Linked DNA regions of Mus musculus: region 2 is linked to region 1. Evidence: chromatin loops called from intact Hi-C (ENCODE). Cell type or tissue: heart. All regions are shown on one strand.

The links. Hi-C counts contacts between places; a loop is a spot of excess contacts. Peaks named below come from ENCODE experiments on the same cell type or tissue, not always from the same donor. Only the 100,000 strongest peaks of a DNase experiment are listed, where the experiment ranks them.
Region 2: it touches region 1 in a loop (8-fold over the local background); 8 of 42 quality-filtered maps call a loop at or near these places.

Annotation. Positions count from the first base shown.
Region 1 is chrX:91,783,727-91,786,226 of GRCm38, forward strand. No RefSeq gene overlaps it. Among named protein-coding and RNA genes, the nearest start is that of Mageb5, 2.0 kb to the left of the region's middle. In heart, no CTCF peak of the experiment used is centred here; no DNase peak of the experiment used is centred here.
Region 2 is chrX:91,574,003-91,576,502 of GRCm38, forward strand. It overlaps the pseudogene 1700084M14Rik. Among named protein-coding and RNA genes, the nearest start is that of Mageb17-ps, 50 kb to the right of the region's middle. In heart, no CTCF peak of the experiment used is centred here; no DNase peak of the experiment used is centred here.

The sequences.
Region 1 (2,500 bases):
TCTCCCTGTACCCCTTGCAGGGAATGTGATGGAGAAACAGAAAAGTGCTAAGCAGATATCCCAAAATAGGATTTATGTTGTCACATACAAATTGTGTTAATCTATATTTTCCTTTCACATCTACCCAGATGTGGCCCATCATGTAACTGTTATGCAGATATATAGATATATAGATATATAGATATAGATGATATAGATGATAGAGATGGAGATAGATACAGATGGTAGATATAGATATAGATATAGATATAGATAGACATAGACATAGACATAGACATAGACATAGACATAGACATAGACATAGACATAGACATAGACATAGACGTATAGTAACAGGCTGAAACTTCTAATATTTTAGCCCCTAGTTTGTTGAAGGTTTATGGATACTGAATTTGTCTCTATAGGCAATGTAACATCAAGCAGTTTCTATGTCTTTCAAGGTGAAACTTGTTGAGCAGCTTAGACTGATGCGAACCTCTAACAATCCTCCTACCTCAGTCTATCTCCTTATTCACACTTAATCTTTTTTTATTTATTATTATTTATTTATTTGCTTATTCCTTGGTCTCTGTACTTCAAATCATTATTCTGAGTTTGAAGTTATACATTTATCAGCAGAAATACATTTTTGATGTAATGTGCAGGAAATGAATGGCATAGGGTTTGCTTGGAGAAATGTGAAAGTTTTGATGAGAGAAATTCCCGAGCCTGTGTAGGTCATATAACAATCTTGTGAACTTGAGAACATTTCAAGTTCTTTATGTGTAAAGGGAATCTTATAAACAGCAACATGTTAGATTTCAGTACAAAATGGACGTAAATCACCTGATACACTATCACACAAGACTTGAATCACTAAGTAACAGTAATTAGTACCGAGATGATTTGTACCCAACATTTTAACTACCTTCCTTTACAGAATGCAATTGCAAATATGTTTTAAAAATTAAATAAATCAGAGGACATAGAGCAGGCAAAATGCTGCTCAACCAATAAAAGTAGTGTTCATGATTTAGGAGTGATATTTCCTTTGCTCTTCTTTGGCTGTAATCAAATCAATATTCCTCTTTTAAGACAAAAACAGGAATCCTCTCTCATTGGTGCTTTGAGTTCAAATTACTCTTTCTCATTCCTTTCATCATTGCTCCAATAACAAATCCTCCCTTGTCATTTTATAAACTCTAATTAACCTGGTGCAAATAATTCCTTTTAGTACAGAATCTGCCTCTATTGATACTTTAATTTTTTTCTTTGAAAATTTTTAACTTATATACAGTATATCATTATTATAATCACATCTCAAAGAGCCAGTTATTATGAGCTCATGTATGCACTATCCCTTTCATGTCCTGCAAGTATTATTTTGCTGCAGGTGTCTACTTTCTCTGGGTCTTACAATCTTTCTATCTTCTTCTTTCATGATGATCCCTAACTAGTAAGGGGAAAGGTTGTGTGATAGATGTAGCATTTAAAACCAAGCACTCTTATTCTTTTATTCATAGTCTCTGCATATTGGCCAATTGAGGTCTCCATGTTAAATGCCATTGCCTACAAAGAGATTGTCTGGTGAGTGTTGAAAGGCACACTCTTTCATGTGTAATAAATATAAATCCTTGAGAGGCAGTGTAATGCTATACTCATTTAGGAAAATAATAGTAATAAATTCTTTCCTGGGGCTTATCACCTACCCAGACAAGATTTCATGGTCCACTTACTGGTAGCAGAGTTCAGTGTTGTGGATTGAGTCTTAAATATGAATAGAATGTGGTGGATTAGTCCCAGAAAATTAATGACACTATTGAACCAGTGGGCATATATTGCAAAGCCAATAATTATTTTACCACTCAGGGCATACACACAGGACCATTAATATTTTGTCCCTTAGTAGCGTGTGAAGCACCATTCAGCTCTCTGAAAGCTATTGAGTAGAAATGAAGCTTCCAGGTCAGTACCAGTTTGATTGCTTCATGTGCTACAACTTAAGGATGTGGCATCTTCACAGTCTTACCATGAAGTTCTGGAGAGTAACCAAAAATAATAATGTCAGAGGTTTGTTATATTTAGGGAGGTCTCTATAAACCCACTGGCCAATGGCATGGTACCCCAGACATGGGAATAGGCATTTTATTTGCTATCTGGGAAAAGCATTGTGCCTCTGTTGATGACAACTGTGGGTAAACTGTGAGTGTGTATATATATATATATATATATATATATATATATATATATATATATATTAGTAAATATATATATATATATATTAGTATATAGTATATATATATATATATTCCTAAATATATAACTATATATTCCTACATATATAACTATATATTCCTAAATATATAACTATATTTAGGAAGTTTCTATGGTAGTAAACTTCCATATGGCTTTTTCAAGGGTCCTTAGAGTTAGTTATACCTTTCCACATCCCCCCTTTGCCCTGATCTCCCAATTCCATCCCACTTTATCTTTACTGTTACAGTATTCCATTTCCCCTTAT
Region 2 (2,500 bases), 210 kb before region 1:
CACCTGTTATGTTTTGGTTTGTTTTTTGGTTATAAACACTATTATTTTCCTTGGACTTTATTTTTTTAGACAGGTTCTATTGTTTACAGGCTGCCCTGGAACTTGCTTTGGTCCAGCTGACTCTACATTCCAAGTGTGATTCTGGGATACTAGACATGCAACCAGTTTATGCAATGCTGGGGTTCAAATCTAAGGTTTCATGCATGGTAGACAAGCCAAATCCTGAGCTTCTACTGATATGCTATATTAGGGTATTTTTATTTTCTGAAGGTCTTTTAATTGCTTAATATAGGATAGGGTATAAGAATCCAGTACCCCGCAGAGCTGTGTCTCTAGTAGCATATGTAGCAGAGGATGGCCTAGTTGCATATGTAGCAGAGGATGGCCTACTCGGCCATCAATGGGAGGAGAGGCCCTCAGTCTTGGGAAGATCATAGGCCCCAGTACAGGTGAATGCCAAGGCCTGGAAGCAGTAGTGAGTGAGTTGAGGAGCAGGGCAGGGGGAGTGTATGGGGTTTTGGGGATAATATTTGAAATGTAAATGAAGGAAATATCTAATAAAAATGCCTAAAATTAAATAATAATAACAGAAACACCACTAGTCGGTAGGTGTCCTATAAGTGATGTGCTATTTGTTGGGATGATACTGATGACCCAATATCTTTCATTCTGTAGGTTCTACAGTCCATTTCCTGAAGCAATATCCCTGCACCTTGCAAGAACACCCTGTGGGCTTGGAAAATGGCTTCTACATTTGCTCTACATAAGGACCTGAATTTAAATCCTAAGCATCCACAAGCAGATCCCAGTAATCTAGCATTGTGTTTTGGGGTCAGGCGAATCTCAGAGATTGCCTGGCTGAATTGGCTCTGACCACATCATGAATGAACATGAGCATATGCACCTGCATATTCTCATAGATGCAACCTCCCCACCCATGAAATGTCCCTTTTCATCCTTGGCCTGTGAGATAAAGCATCAGGAGAAGGCCTGTCTTCAGGCTTTCTTCATGCTAGCTCCATCATAATCCTTCATTGTCTGCAGGTCTTAGATTTTCTGGTCTGGTTCCCACCCCTGTAGGAGCCAATACTTCCTGTTTCTTATATACCCATGTTTCTTCCTTTTTCCCCCACCCCTCCGTTCCCAGCCCCCTTTCCCTCCCATTCCTTCCTTCTTTGCTCCTTCAGAGATTCTCATAGACAGATAGTTTTCATATTAGATTGATTTTATTTTATTTTAACCAGAGTGAAAGCACTGTGTAGTACTTATTATATAATGAGACTACACAGTTTGGCACAGCTCAGCTACCAAGCCATTTCACAGATTTCCAGGTCTTTGGTTGGCATGCTGAGTCTACTTGCATTCTTAATCACTTGCTGCTATGTTCGAGCTTCTTCCCAGTACCTGTTGACAGCTCTTTCAACAAACGGCGGTAGTGACCGAATAGTTCTTTCCCCTTGCCTTTATTGGTCCTTTGTTTTTGGTGGTGTAGTTTTCTTAGAAGTCTTTCTTTTAGGCATGCTTGGCAGTGTTTTCTTGCTCTTCTTCTTAGGCTTCTGCACCTGGAAGTTCAACAGAGTAAGGTGACAAGGGCACATCAGTCTTCGAAAAGCTGGAATATGTGAAGGGGATTGTAAGAGACGGACTAAGAAAGGGTTAGGAGTGCTGGGGGAGGGGAAATCACCTGAGAAAGGACTATGCTTACCTTGGGGTTTCTTATCTTCTTGCTACATTTGGAACAGGGCTGACGATGGCAAATCTTCACTGTCTTGGGTTTGGATGCCGAAGTTGATGGCACAACATCCTGTGTCAGATAGTGTGTCTTCTTAGTTGCTTTCACCATCCTGATGCCTTGTGGTGGTCTGGTCCAGAGCTCTCAGAGGCATGGTCTTATGAACGCACCCTGAATAATGGGAGGCCACACCCCTGAATCCTGATTGGTCAGCAAGGTCCTTCTCAGCTAATAGTGGCTGAGGAGCTGCTGTGACATCACAAAGCACCTTGCTGCCTGATGGGAGCAGGCACTAGGGTGGAGATCACTCTGGTTGAGGGAGATGCTATGAAGGCAATAGTGGCTGGATACAGACTCAAGGTTTTTTTCGAAGATCTCCAAGACACTCGTGTCTCCCTTTTTTATATCCCCATCTTCAAGTGTGATAGAACATGTGGCAGTGGGTTTGCCCCTATGAACTCTTCCTGAAACTCCCCCATCCCCATTCATTGATTCATTCTGACATGTCTCCTCCTTAGTTATTAACACTTAGCTAGATTTTGGAATATTATATCTTCCAAATTTAATTCCACATTCTACCAAAATTATTGAAGTATCATTGTATATGTGAATCACCCCATAAATGAAAACAAGAATATATTCATGAATGAATATCTTACTACCTGGTGAATTTAGCATTCAAAACTGACATTTTAGGCTACATAGTGTGATGGCTTGTTTTTTTTAAATCATTTTATTTACATCCCAAATGTTATCCCCACTTTCTGG